Linked DNA regions of Homo sapiens: region 2 is linked to region 1. Evidence: read pairs that join two places in POLR2A ChIA-PET (ENCODE). Cell type or tissue: Panc1. All regions are shown on one strand.

Region 1 (8,000 bases):
TCCAGTACAATATTGAGTATAAACAGTCATATTTCTTGACCACTGATTGAAATCTTTCATATTTTATTATTAAAAGTATAATAATTACTGTAGTTTTTGCTGTATGTTCATTTTGAGAATGAAAATTTTACTTCTATTTCTACTTTGCCAAAATCATAAATGGGTATTGTATTTTATTAAATGCTTTTCTGCATATATTGAAATAATCATATCTTTCTACTTCATTCAATGAATGTGGTGATTTGCATTGAGGCATTTTTCTAATGGATTGTGTTTCTAGAATATACATTTTTTGGATATGAAATATTATTCATTTTATACTTTGCTGAATATGGATTGCTATTCCTTTGTTCAGGATGATTACATCTGTTTGTGAGAGATTGCCTGGTAATTTTTCTTCCTCGTACTGTTCTTGTCAGATTTTGATCAAGTATGCATTGCTCATAAAATGATATGGGGGTTATTTTATCTTTTTATTCCCCATAGTTTGGATAATATTCTTCCTGTAAATGTTGAAAAGAATGAATGATTAATGCCATCTGGATCTAAAGTTTTCTTTCTGAGAAAGTTTAGATTGCAGATTTCCATCTTTAATAAAATTAAGACCAGTTTTTTTAGTGCTTCCTGTTAATATTGGTAAACTGTATTATCTACCAAATTTTCTGAATTCATTTAAATTTTCAAATTTTCAAGATGAAGTTTTAAATAGTATCCTCTTATAAACATTTTAAATTCTGACTGTGCATGGTGGCTCACACTTGTAATCCCAGCACTTTGGGATGCTGAAGTGGGAACATTGCTTCAGGCCACGAGTTCGAGACTTGCCTGGGCAACAAAGCATGACCCTATCTCTACAAAACATAAAAAAAATTAGCTGGGCATGCTGGTGAATGCCTGTAGTCCCAGCATTCGGGAGGGTGAGGCAGAAAGAACTCCTGAACCCAGGATTTTGAGGCTGCAGTGAAATACGGCCACACGGCTGCACTCCAGCCTGGGTGACAGAGCAAGACTCAGGCTCTAAAAGAAAAAACAAAATCTGTCAGATCTATACTGATGTTCTCTTTTGCACTTTTGATATTGACAATATATTCTTTCTTATTTTTTAACATATTAATATTGTTAGAAGCTTACCATTTTAATCAACCCTTTCGAAGAATCAAATTGTGGCTTTTTTGATTATCACTTTTATATTTGATTTATGTGTCATTAGTGACTTTGCATAAAATTTGCTGCTTTTTCCCTAACTTCTTAAGGTAAATATTTACACCACTGATTTTTAGGTGTTTTTTTGACATGTATTTTGAGATTAAAAAATATTTATCTGTGAAGAGTTTAAACTGTATTCTACAAGTTTTAACGACACATTTTCACATCAGTGAATAAAAAACACTTTCTATATTTCATTGTGGTTTTGATTTGAGTCATAGGCTATTTAGAAGTTGTGCTAATCTTTTAAACATATTTAAAATTTTTCTGTTATTAATTTTTAACATAAATATTTTGTGGTTGGAAAACATACACCTTCATTACTTCTTTTATTCAAATATTTTAAGGGCAGTATACATTTTTTTTTTTTTTTGAGATGGAATGTTGCTCTTGTCACCCAGGCTGGAGTGCAATGGCGCTATCTCGGCTCAGTGCAACCTCCGCCTCCTGGACTCAAACGATTCTCCTGCCTCAGCCTCCTGAGTAGCTGAGATTACAGGCGCCTGCCACCATGCCTGGCTAATTTTTGCACTTTCAGTAGAGACGGAGTTTCGCCAAGTTGGCCAGGCTGGTCTTGAAGTACTGACCTCAGGTGATGTGCCTGCCTCGGCCTCCCAAAGTGCTGGGATTACAGGCGTGAGCCACCACGCCCAGCCAGCAGCATACATTTTTTATAAATCTTCCATGTGCACTTGACAAAAACTGTTTTCTGGAGTTGATATGTGTGTATTTTACACATGTCAATTATGTTACATTGCTCAATCACATTATTCAAATCTTCTATATTTTTCCTGATTTTTAAATCTACTTGTGATGTGAACTTCAGGTTAAAATCTCTAATGGTGGTTGTAACTTAGCTACATCTCCGTTCAGTACTTCATCTATTTTGAGGCTAACAATATCGTGCACAATCAGAAATGCTATATCCTTCTTTACATTGAAATTTTAATACAATGTTCCTCTTTAGCCAAGTCATGCTTCTTGTCTTAAATTATGTTTATATTGATATTAGTATACCTGCTGTGACTTTCTTCAAATTTGTTTGCAAGTTATATCTTTTTCTACTTTTACATTTCAATGTTTTTCTATTCTTATATTGAAAGTTATTTCTCATCTTCGTTTTTCAGTTTGACAATATTTGAGTATTAAGTGGGTTGTTTAGTCAATTCGTAGTTAATATAATTATTAATATATTTTGATTTAAATATCTCTTCTTATTATTTGTGTTGTTTGTTTCACTCATTGACATTCCTCTTTTGATTTGAACAGTTTTATTGAAAGATAATTTAATAACATTGCTATAAGGTTCACCTATTTAGCACGTATAATTAAGTAGGGTAGTCTCAGAGCTGTGTAATTATCAGCACAATCTAATTGTAGAACATTTTTTATTACCCCAAAAAGAAGCCTGTACCCATTAGCAGTCATCTTACCTCTCTACTTACCCAAACCTAGGCAGCCACTAATGTATTTTTTTGTCTCTATTGCCTATTAGATTGTCTTTAAATGGAATCAAACAATATGTGGTCTTTTGTGACTACCTTCTTTCCAGTAGTATGTCTTTCAAGTTTCATCCATGTTGTAGCATGTAACAGTATTTCATTTAATTATATACCTGAATAATACTCCATTGCGTAGCTATATAACATTTTATTTATCTGTTCATCAGTTAATGGATATTTGGGTCCTTTCTACTTTTATTTATTTTTTTTTTTTTGAGACGGAGTTTTGCTCAGTCGCCCAGGCTGGAGTGCAGTGGCATGATCTCGGCTCACTGCAAGCTCTGCCTCCCCGGTTCACGCCATTCTCCTGCCTCAGCCTCCCAAGTAGCTGGGACTACAGGCACCTGCCACCACGCCCAGCTAATTTTTTGTATTTTTTTTAGTAGAGACGGGGTTTCACCGTGTTAGCCAGGATGGTCTCGATCTCCTGACCTCGTGATCCGCCCGCCTCGGCCTCCCAAAGTGCTGGGATTACAGGCGTGAGCCACTGCGCCCGGCCAATCCTTTCTACTTTTAGCTATTGTGAACAATGATGCTATAAACACTCATGTATAAATTTTGTATGAATGTATGTTTTTATTTCTTTTGGGTATTTATCCAGGAGTGAAATTGCCCAAACATATGATAACTCTATATTTAGTATGTTGAAGAACTACCAAACTGTTTTCCAAAGTGTCTGCGCTATTTTAACTTTGCACCAGCAATATACATATAAACATTTCAATTTTGCCACATTTGCACCAATGATTGTCATTGTGTTTTTCAAATTATAGCCATCCTACTGTGTACAAAATAATATAAAACCATGTTGATTTGCATTTCCTAATGACTAACAATCTGTGTAATATTTCTTGTGTTTATTGGTCATTTATATTTGAAGAAATATACATTCTGACACTGTGCCTATTAAAAAATTGAATTTTTATTTTATTATTAAGACAGTTTTTATATATTCTAGATAAAAGCCACTTATAAGATATATATCTGCAAATATTTTCTCCTATTCTGTGGGTTGTCTTTTGAATTTTTTGTTGCTATTATTAGCAGCAAATTTTTTTTTTTTTTTGAGACGGAGTCTTGCTCTGTCACCCAGGCTGGAGTGCAGTGGCACAGTCTCGGCTCACTGCAGGCTCCGCCTCTCAGGTTCATGCCATTCTCCTGCCTCAGCCTCCCAAGTAGCTGGGACTACAGGTACCCGCCACTACACCTGGCTAATTTTTTTTTTTTTTGTATTTTTAGTAGAGACGGGGTTTCACCATATTAGCCAGGATGGTCTTGATCTCCTGACCTCATGATCCACCTGCCTCAGCCTCCCAAAGTGCTGGGATTACAGGCGTGAGCCACCACACCCAGCTGCAAAATGTTTTAAATTTGATAAACTTACATTTATCTATTTCTTCCTGAGTTTTTAAATTATAGCTAGGAAACCACTAACTAACATAAGGTCATGAAGATGAAATCCTGTGTTCTTCTAAGAGTTTTGTAATTTTAATGGCTACATTTAGACGTATTATCCATTTTGAGTTGATTCTTGTATATGGTTTGAGGTTGAAGTCCAACTTTATTCTTTTCATGTAGACATACAATTACCTTAATTCTTCATATATAGATTATTTTTGTTCTTTGACTGTATTCATAATAACAGATTTAAAATATTTATCCAATAAGTATAGGAGCTGAGTTCCCTCAGGAACAGTTTTTATGAACTCTTTCATTCCCCTATTAGGGACTATACTTTCCTCTTCACGTGCCTTACAATTTTGCTAAAACCTGGAAATTTTAGATAAGTTAATGTGGCAACTCTTGAAATTAGAAATGAGATTGTCTCCTCATTTTGTTTTCTGTTTGTTTGGTGAATTTTCTGGGCTAATTCTGTAACATTAGAATTAATTATGTTCGGTTAGCTTAGTGGTCAACTAATGATTGGTCAGAGATTTCTTGAATGTCTTGAACCAGCGGGCCTTCCTTCTGTCCTTTGTCAGTCAGCTTGAAATTGTCTGAGAACACAGTATTAACACTCAGACAGTTTAAAACTCTGCCTTGGCCTTTTCTCTCACTTGCATAGGATTTCCAGGTCAGACAATGGAGAGAGGCTGGAGTGCATTTTGGATTTTTCCGGGCCTGCACAAAGCCCTGCACATGTGCACAATCTGCTAAGTCCCCAGAAATATGTCAGAACTTTGCAAAGCCCCCATGGTTACCACGTTCCTCAAATCTTCCTTTTAGGGGCTCTCTTATTGCTTCGACTGGTATCATAGTCTCAGTCAGCTGCAATGTTACATAATTGCTGCTGATTTTTTTCAATACATGCCTGGTGATAGGGCTTTTTTTTTTTTGGTGGAACAAACTGAGTCAGGCCAGATAAAAACAACACCCTGTGAATGGGCCTTTCTCAGGGACCAGAAATTGGTATGAAATACTGACAACGCTCTAGGATGGGACTTTCTGAAGACCTCCTCATGCAGACTATTCCTTCCTTTAGCTGCAAGGCTGCAGTTGTTCACAACTACTGCAATTGTTAGTCTGCTGTCTTTCCAAGTTACCACAGGCCTGGGAGAGGAAGATAGGAGTACATCAAATTAATAATACTACCAAGGCCAGGCATGGTGGCTCATTCCTGTAATCCCAGCATTTTGGGATGCCGAGGTGAAAGGGTCACTTGAACCCAGGAGCTTGAGACCAGCCCAGGCAACATAGTGAGACCCCATCCCAACAACATCAACAACAAAAAGACCTAGGCATGGTGGCATGTGCCTATGGTCCCAGCTACTTGAGAGGCTGAGTTGGTGGGATTGCTTGAGCCTGGGAGGTTGAGGTTGCAGTGAACCATGGTCACACCACTACACTACAATCAAGGTGACAGATGGAGACCCTGCCTCAAAAAGAAAAATAAATAAAATACTACCAATCCTCTTTTCACTTAGGTTTAGCACAGTTTTTTGTTCTGTTTAGTTCAGTTTTGTTTCTGAATAAATGATCTTCAGAGGGCAGCCAGCCTTTGGTTAATTTCTATGGTTCTGAAAATGTTATTTCTAGCAATATTTGCCAAATGTTTTCCTTGCTTTTACAGAGGACGAGTTTAACAGAAGTCTTCACTTCACCATTCCAGAAGTGTCCTTCACTCTAGTTTCTTTTTACTTATTATCATATTGTGACTAATTAAATATTTTGTTGCATGCCATTTCCACATTCATTTGCTAATTTTAAATACTTTCGGCTTTCATTTAGCAGACCTTCTTGCAATTAAAATATATTTTAGACTAATGTAATTCGGTAATTTTACTTTTTCTCAGACAATTCAGTAATGTTACAATATTTTAGTGCCATTTCACCTTATGCGTTTTGTGTCATTTTTACTTTGTACTTAAATTTTCTATATAGAACATTGTCTTTATAGTCATTTATCCTTTAAATTTACCCACGTTACCATTGCTTTTGTATTATATTTCTTTTTGTGTTTCTATCCTTCCATTTGGGATTATTTTTCTTCTGCCCAGAGTATTACCTTGAGTATTTTTGTAGTTTCGGTCAATTGGTGGTAAATTTTCCCAGTTTTTAAAATGTGAACAAGGAAACCTTTACTTTTTAATTTCTATTTTGGGTATGTTCACTGGGCAGACAAGTCTAGATTGATAAGGGTTTATATTGTTGCTGTTTTCAGTTTTTTAATGATGCCATTCAATCATCTTCTGGATTCTATCATTTCATTGAGAAATAAGTTTCATTCTCATTGTTTCTCCTTTGAAGATCACATGTCCATTTGTTCCAGACACTTTTCAGATTTTCTCTTTGTCTTTGGTTTTCAGAAGGTTGAAGATGTGTATAGGTGTGATTTTCTTTCTATTTATTCTCCTTTGAATTTGTAGAATCTTAATAACACTTGAAAATGATACTTCAATTTCATTCTCCTGCCCTTTGCTTGTGGGACTTCAATTAAATCTATGTGAGACTTTTCCTAAATCTCATATTTTTTACACTCTTTTCTATATTATCTATCTTCCCCCAACCTCTAGCCTTAAGTCTAGATATTTTCTGTTATTTGCCAACTTAATTACCTCATCTTGTGTTTGTTGTTCTGTTAAAACTATCTACAGAAACATCAATTTCAGTTATTGAATTTTATAGTTCTATAATTTTGAATTGAGTATATTTAAGTAGATTCCATTTCTGAGTTTAAATTCTTCATTCTGTTATGCATTTCCTTGAATGAATTTATCAAAATTTGTTAAATATCTGTTCCTAGATACAGAAATATCTTTCATTCCCCTGTGATATTGTTTGGATGTGAGTTCTCTCCAAATCTCATGTGGAAATATAATTTCCAGTGTTAGAGTTGAGGCCTGGTGGGAGGTGTTTGGATTATGGGGGTTTATTTCTCATGAATGGCTTAGTCCATCCGCTTGGTGATGAGTGAGTTCATTCTTGGGAGATCTGGTTGTTGTAAAGTGTGGCATCCTGGCCCACCCCCATCTCTCTTGCCTCTGCTCTGCCATGGGAAATTCCTGGTCCCCTTTAGCCTTTCTCAATGACTGTAAGCTTCCTGAGGCCTCCCCAGAAGCAGATGCTGGTAGTATGCTTCTGGTACAGCCTGCAAAACCATGAGCCACTTTAAAGCTCTTTTCTTATAAATTACCCAGTCTCTGGCATTTCTTGGCAGCAATGCAAGAATTGCTTAATACACTCTGCATGTTAATTTATATTTTATAGCTTTTCTCTCAAATATTTTCAGTCATTTGGTCTTCTAGTAGGCTTGGTAATTTTTTAAAATTAAATTCCAGCCATTTGGTATAAAAATACAGAGTTATTTTACTGTTATTTTAGTCCCATTGATGTTATATTTATTTAAAGCATATTTATATTTTTATTTTACTTTATTTTTTTGAAAGTCAAGGAAGGGCCAGATTACATTAATACATACTTCTATTGAGGTTATTCATTTCAGTTTTTGTGAAAGTTGGTCTTTTTTAAATTTTGTGTTTTCTGCTGTTTATAGACCTTCTTGGGTTCCAGTGGAAAGACTGGGGTTTTCCTAAGACCTTGGCTAGTTTGAACTGCACTTTTTCTCCTCAGCACCATGCAACTGCCTAATGCTCTGCACAACTTCTAGGTTTCTTAGAAACCCTCCTACTTTATTTTCTCCTCAGCTTTGGGCTTCTTGGCTAAGACTCAGCAGTGACAATTTCCTTGATGAAGTTTTGGCTCACCTCTTTATGTACTTTTCTCTTTGTGATACTTTTCTTTTTTTTCTTTTTTTTTTTTTGAGATGGAGTCTTGCTCTGTCGCCCAGGCTGG
Region 2 (8,000 bases), 240 kb before region 1:
AGAATTTTAAAATTGTGCAATCATCCATATAAAATAAATTTATTTTTATAATAATTTTTCCCTTCATTCCAACCAACTATTGTTAGCTGTGACTTATTTACCTTCTTGAAACTTTAACAGTCTTTATCAAGGCTGCCTTATGTCTACTGTCATTTTTCTGTGCAGGAGTATACAACTTAACTAGAATTCATTTTATCTCTTTTTCAATACAATGCATAGTTTTATAAACTTGTTAAGTGGGGGATTCTGCTTTTTTCCTTTAACATGGAGATGTGTCATATGTGTCATTTCCTGAGGATGGTCCAGTGGTCTAGTGCGTGTGTGTGTGTGTGTGTGTGTGCATGTGTGTTTGTGTGTTTTAATAAATTGGAAGCAAGAACATTTGATGTTCATGAAGTTACACTTATTTATTACGGAAAACAAAAAGACAGCTTTACATCATAACATGTCTTTAATAATCAGGTTTATATGCCTCAAAGGCTAAGAAAAACTATGATGAAATGTCATATCATGTAAATCTATCAATTAGGATGTTAACATTTTCTGTTTGTAATATAAATGAGAGCCACTAGATTACCAATCTGCATGTTAAATAAATGCAGCATCAAGCATAAGTAGGTAATAATGCATCCTACAATAAAATTCCAATCATATATAGCAAATGAACAGGTCTGTTAATTTTCTATGCCCAAATTCCTCATTCTTCTCCTCTTCAAATTTACCTTTTGTTTTTTTTCAAATCTAAGAAAGGTCAAATGTAAAAGTGAGAGCTAGTCTCAACTGTAACCTCCAAGATACTAGTAATCATGGCTCTTCTCTCTCTCTCTCTCTCTTTTTTTTTTTTTTTTTTGGTATAGCACCAATCAGAATCACCTATCTATTCAATTTACCAACTATATCAGAAGCTTACTTTGAGAACTCGGCCACCTTTCCTACATTTTTGAGGTTCTAAGCAAGGATCATTAGGAGCTCATGAAGTGTTCTTTATCTGGAAGATATACAATGTGTGTTGCTTAACTAATTAAAAATGGAATTATGATAGAAATAGCACATCAATTTATTGATCTGTTCATGAACATTGATCTAAAATATTTCTCAGAAGAGCCTATTGATTTAATTACTTCAGTTATGCCTTAATACAGTTAAAAGAGTTAACTTTTTAGTGTAATGTAATTTTCACATTAATATGTATAATTAATAACTTTTGTTCCACCTTATGAAGCACATTAATGTAACCTGTGAGACTCTCATCTATATAAAATTTTATATGTATATATGCACATTGAAGATATATTTATTTATACAGGTGAACATCAATATATCATTAGCCAAGAGAATATCTAAATTTCATAGTGGCAAATAACCTAAATTCTCAGAGCTGCAGTCTTCTTCTCTCTAACATGGAACTAATATCTCCCTTGCCTCCTGCAAGAATTTGGTAACTATTAACAGAGATACTATATATAAGAACAGTCTAAGAAATGGTAAATGAAAAGGTCCCATTAAACAGTCCCATTAGATGTATAAAAATAAGTGATTTTTATACAAGCAGTGTGCTTGGCTCAATACACATTTTAACACGGAGATATTAATGTAATAAAAGACAAGTAGACATATCTATATTTCCTGTGACCTGGTAGATCACATTTCTTTTGAGTTGAAAGGTCTTGCCTAAAAATTTCAAATGTTAGTTACTGTGATTTAAGTCAAAGATAAATTTAAGATATACCTAATTAAATTCTATATTGAATAGCACTATTGTAAGATTTTAGTATATATGTGTGCATATGTGTATAAAATATTACATAATATCTATAATATTTATATTCTTAATGTAAGTGAAATAAACCTAATGTAAATTTTAAAAGTATAACAATATGTTTTGAAATAAACAAATAAAAAATAAATGTTGTTTTTTTCAATGACATAATCTTTGTAATTAACTACCTTGTAGGATATAGCCTAGGAAGAGATGTATTCTATATTCCTGTAAAAAAATCTTGCCAAACATTAAAGAAATACTCAATATTTTTATTTGTAAAAATTTTGAACTGAATAGTAAGCAATATCCAGAAAACTTTTCAATAGATTCACTAAATTGCTGAGTAAGTGAGAAAATAGACTGAGAAGTTTAATAGTTATAAATTACTTTTTTGATATTAAGCTTGGTTGCATTTCAAAATCTTTTCTTCATTTTGTGCCCAAAGTTCAATTAACTAATACTTTCTACATCTTGACAGCTAGGTCATTGAAGAGGTTAATCAAGTGTTTGGATTTTATTTGTTATCAAGGTATAACTACTCATCTTCATATTGTGAGTACTTAGTTATTTCTGATGGTTTTAAATCTGAGAGGTTGATTCAGTTCTTAAATAGGAATGCATAGAGGAAGCTCTGTTTCAACATCTCCTGGTCCAGCACTGTCAGGCGGGCTCTGCTTTTGGTGTTCTACCAGCAGATGAAATCTTGTTCTTGAATTCCAGCCTCTTTTGGGCTAATTTCTGTTCTTCTGCTCTCTTCTCTCACCACCAGCCTCTAGAACTCAGATGCCCTGGGCTTATAAGTTTGCTTTGGGTCACTGACTAAACTGATGAGTCTCTTTGATGTGGCCGCATCTGCCCATCTGGACCCAGTCAGGCTGCCTGCCAATTTAGCCCTTTGTTAACTCATCCCCTTACTTGGATCTCCAGTAATTACTGCCATGTCCTGCTCAAATTGGCATCCCAGATGCTGGCCTTTTCTTCAACCTTGCTTTGTGATACTGCTATCCTTCATGTCTTTTCCTTTGTGACTCATCTCTAGGTGTCATACTCTTCTTGGTATTACAAAGTATTTTAGTTAGATATCATGAAATCTTTGCTTGAATACCTTCAGTGATCAGAAGCACAATATCTACCAAGGAACTCAATTCCATTTTCATTATAACACTTATTGTTAGAAAATCCTGTCTTATTTTTAGTCAAATTCAGCTTCTCTACAGTTTTTTTCCCTAGTTTGACCTCACCAACAATGAGCATAGTACTTGTACATTGTAGACAGTAAATGGTAGTAAATGGTAGTGGCTATTATTTTTAACTCAAAGTTTTCAATTGGAAGATTTTTCTCATTAAAAATAACATAGTTGAAATAAAAAATTATGTCTCTAACTTTAATGGAACTCACTTATGCTCTGAAGTTAGAGATATTTCTGAATTTCTTCAAAGTTTATTTGGCACTTTTTTATTCAGAAAGTAATTATTTCAGATAAACATATTACTTTCTATTTTTTCTGTTAAAATGTTCATTTTTCTCTCTACTTCTAATCTTTATTAAAATAAAACCTACATTCTTATAATCCTAATTTCCTGCATGTTTTTCAATATTTGTTGTCCTGAAGTTTATTGAGGCTTAACATTCAATATCACAATCTAATTTTTCTGTATTTTTCACACATACTTAAATTGATTCATCATTTTAAATATTAAATATTTAAATATTTCAACAGGTAGATACATTTAAATACAGTTTCTTCCTTTTTTCTCTCTGAGTTTTAAGAAATAAGATTTTGTGTTTTCCAAATCCTTAGTTTATTCCTAATTTCATTCTCTAAGGTTGTTATTCTGGGTTTTCCTGAACAAAATAGCTCAATTTTATTAGGATTTAATGTTTCTATTGTGATAAATTACTAGGAAAGTTAGATTTATGTTACTGTTAATACCATGCTGTATTTAGTTAATTTATACTTTATGTTAATTGATTTAGGTTCTGAGTTGACTTCCTGTATAATATCTATCTCCTAAAAAGCACCTATCCTATATTTTAAATGTGTTTTATGATTCTAGGCTAATATTAAGAAGCTCATTCATGGAAGAAAACCTTGTTAATTTATTTATTTATATCTTAGAATGAATCTTAAAGTTATTTTTAAAATTAAAATTTTTAATGTAGCAGAAGTAAATTAGTGGCTTAGATGAGTCTTGCATGCTGCAAAACTAAAACGAGATTGGACAGTTTGCTTACTATGGAAATAAATGAAGAAGATGATTTAGGAATAAATATTTGACTTCTTATTCATTCAGAATGCATCAATTATTTTAATTGATTAGTCATGTCTGAATTTAAATATGCTGAAACAATTCTTAATATTTAGTCTATATTAATTTTATGTATTTTTGTTTTGAGAAACAATCCTTGTCCCCTAATTTAAATTTGACATAATTTGAAAAGTCTAGACTGAGTGTTCCAAGGCATAGGTACCTTGACACATTATCATTAGGAGTCTTCACAGCCACACTTTAAGCTAATGAGGCAATTACTGTCCTCATTCTAATTATAAAGAAGCTGAGGCTTAGAAAATATAACTTGCTAAAAGTTAGTTAGTAAATGGTAGTCTCAATATTTACATAAGCTATGTGTAACTTCCTCTTTGTCATTTCTCTTGATTTCACCCTTTCACACTGTAGTCACTCACTCTCATGTTTATACCTTTGACATTGGCAAAAACTGCAGTTCTCCATAATCTCCATTTCAATCACTTACCCTCTGACCAATTGCCTCTAGAGCTATACTCTAAGAATCCTTTGATCCCACTAGAACCATTAATCTATTGGACCTACTTTTTTTGTTCTATCTTTCATTGTCTTTATGTGTTTTCTTGCTTTCTAAGCCAGCTTAAAATTTATGGGTAATCATAATCATGCACGCATAAACCCTCAACTCCTTTGCCCTCTCCAATGTATCACATTCATTTGGCAAAATTCCAATCCAGCTTAAATTCAGTTCTTTGTTACTCTGAGCCTACGTCTTAACAGCTGAATGTTACTAGAGAAAGTGAAACAAACTATTCTGCCTTTAAATACTAAATGATCCCTGGTAACTGTACTCTATGTTCCTAGTCCATTCCCTTTCTTAATTTGCTAGATGATTTTTAATCCTTTCTTCTCTTTCCTCAACTTTTCTACATCTTTGATTTCAGCAGATGACCTTGAATCATGCTTCATCTAAAAATTGAAGCCTTCATAGGAGAACTTCTAAAAATTCCTACCACTATATCTGTTCATGCAAATATTCCACACAGTAACTAAATAGTAATAAAATAGTAATATAATAATATTCAGTTACTATGAGTGAATCCTAAGGCCAAATCCTTTATGTCTACCCTGGGTTCCATCTGCTATTATCTACTAAAGAACATTTCCAGATAGTCTCTCCTCTGTCTCCAGCATCATCATCTTCTTTGTTGATTATTGCATCACCCTATACCCGTTGTAATTTCTCCCATCTTAATCCCATTTTCCCTCCAGCAACTGACTCATTCCCATCCTCTTGACATCGAAACTACTTGAAAGAGTCCTCTATTCCTGCCATCCTCAGTTTCTTTCTTTTTGCTCTTTCTTGCACACCTTCAGATTAGGTTTTTACTCTATTCAATGAAACTGCTCTTGAGAAGGTCACCAGTGATCACCATGCTGTTAAATCCAGTGGCCATTCCTTAGCATTTGACCACACTGATCACTCTTCCCTTAAAACCATTTGATACTTGGCATCTAAACATACTCACCTAGTTCTCCTTCTACCTTGCTAGCTACTCTAGCTACTCTTGTTCTCGGTTTCTTTGTTGGTTCCTTTTCATCTCAACCATCTCTAAGGATCAGAGTGCCATAGGGCAGAGTTTAGAACTTGGATTTCTCTTGTTGTTCTCTCATTATCTATGAACTAACACTCTCTGGGGATGAGTTAAATACCATCTTAATACTAATAACTTTCCTCTGAATTCCATACCAACATATCTAACTGCCTACTTCATATGTTCAGTAGGAGGTTTAATGATAAGCACTTCAAAATTAATATGTTAAAACCTGAGCACTACCTGACTTCCCACCAATATTCTTTCCTCTGTTCTCATTTCAGTAATGACAATTCTGTTTTCTGGTTGCTAGAGTCAAAAAGCTTAGCACGGTTTTTGGCTCCTTCCTTTCTGTCACATTCAGAATCCTGTTGTCTGTACCTTCAAAACATATTCTGAGTTCAACCACTTCTCACCACTCCTAGTGCCAGTTCAACCATCTTCTCATCTAGATTATTGCCACAGTCTCCTAATCGGCCTCTGTGTCTCTGTCCACACCCATTCTTAATTAGTATACAGACAGATCCTAAAATATGTCAGATTATGTCACTCCTTTTCTTAGTCAGAATGAAAGCTTGCAAAGTTCCAAGAAATGTAGCATCCATTACCTGCCTGAGATCCTTTTCTCCTCTTTTTATCTTTGTTCCCTCTTTCCACCCACTTTGGCTTTGTCACTCTCCCTGAAACACTGTAAAGAAGCTGCTTGCTCACTCAGGGTATCAGCATTTGGTGTTCCTCCTGCCCAACAATCTCTTCCACAGAAGTCCTCAGGAATAACTCCCTCACCTTCTTCAGGTCTTTTGTTAAATATACCTTCTCATGTGATTCAACTTTTCCTTTATCTTATACTTCATATCCTTGTTCCCTGCTTTACTTATGTTTCTTTGTTATGATATTATCTAATTCATCTTTTTAAGTGTCCACTTCTATTACTTGAATGTAAGCTTCATGGCTATAGGAAGTGTTGTCTTGTGCATGTGTGTGTGTGTATGTGTGTGTGTTTATGTCTATGTGTGGTTTTATATATATGCATATTGTTATTGATTTTAGTAGTGTTATTATTGCTGAATCTAGGATAGTTCCTGGCACATAGTAGGTGCTCAATAAATATTTGCTCAATAAATGAATACATAGATGAGGCAGAATTCAAACTTGGCATCAGCTCATTCCAAAAATGTATGTAATTTCCATTGTTTAAATTTGAATCAGCAATCAAGTAATTAAATACATTGAGCTCTGTGCTAGGCCCTAAAAGGCAAGCAGTTATGGAGTTTATGCTCTTGTTGTAGAGCACATAAAGCCAAGAGTGAACAACAGAACTTGGCATACAATTACTTGCCAATGGTGTGGTACTGATTACAAGTCCTACAAAAGAGAAATGAACAAGACACAAAGAAACTCATTATAGTTTCAGAAAAGGTAGCACGATTAAGTTGATTTAAGGTGACATTTAGCCAGATTATGAGAACAAAGAATCAGATGGGAAGGACACTGCAGTCTTGAGTGACTAGAATGAATTAGAGGTGAAATTGGGGAATAAGTTTTAATATGGCAGGTGGTATTCCAAGAAAAACACATGAGAGTTGAGATTTTAGGGCGTGGTAATTTGAAAGCTAGAGTGTAACCTTAGGCCCGAATGCTAACTATATAATCAGGCTTCCTGATTATTTATATTTGTGGAACCAAAATACTTTGATTTTATAGAAGTTACACATACACCACAATTCTCTTCTAAAAGGAGTACATTACTCATAAACCTTAATTCCATACCCTTGTATTGTTAGCGGGCTTTGCTTACGCCTTGTTTTTCACCTAAACACAAATGCTATACTATTTCCTTTTTTTCTTTCTTTTCATTTGTTTTATTTATTTATTTATTTTCAAGACAGGGTCTTGCTCTGTCATCCAGGCTAGAGTGCAGTGGCGTGATCTCGGCTCACTGCAGCCTTTACTTCCTGGGCTTAAGCCATCCTCCCATCTCAGCCTCTGGAGTAGCTGGGACTATAAGCATGCACCACCATGCCGGACTTTTTATTTTTTGTATTGACGGGGGTTCACCATGTTGCCCATGAGCTCAAGCCATCCACCCACCTCGGCCACCCAAAGTCTGGGATTACAGATATGAGCCACCATGCCTGGCCAGCGGTATTTTTATGTATCAATGCTTCTAATATGGTGCCTTCTGTATAGTCCCTGGATTTATTTTGGACTTCTTTCTTCTCATTACCAAAATACAACATTAAAGTTTACATTGTAAAGAAAAGAAAGGCTAATGATAAAACCTTCTCTGAGATGTTTAGAAAAGTGTCAGTAGCTCTGAAAGTATTAATCTTTTAAATGTTATGGAAAAATAGATTTTCCTGGATTTACTTAAGGGGCCACTTTATTTTCTAGCA

Evidence for each region. ChIA-PET counts read pairs that join two places held together with the same protein. Peaks named below come from ENCODE experiments on the same cell type or tissue, not always from the same donor. Only the 100,000 strongest peaks of a DNase experiment are listed, where the experiment ranks them.
Region 2: POLR2A ChIA-PET joins it to region 1 with 16 read pairs; 2 of 35 experiments call an interaction of 5 or more read pairs at or near these places.

What each region holds. Positions count from the first base shown.
Region 1 is chr11:105,560,418-105,568,417 of GRCh38, reverse strand. No RefSeq gene overlaps it. Among named protein-coding and RNA genes, the nearest start is that of GRIA4, 46 kb to the left of the region's middle. In Panc1, no CTCF peak of the experiment used is centred here; no DNase peak of the experiment used is centred here.
Region 2 is chr11:105,796,695-105,804,694 of GRCh38, reverse strand. All of the region lies in intron 4 of GRIA4 (glutamate ionotropic receptor AMPA type subunit 4), which reads right to left. Among named protein-coding and RNA genes, the nearest start is that of GRIA4, 190 kb to the right of the region's middle. RefSeq lists an enhancer at 4,284-4,787. In Panc1, no CTCF peak of the experiment used is centred here; a DNase peak (open chromatin) is centred at 4,509.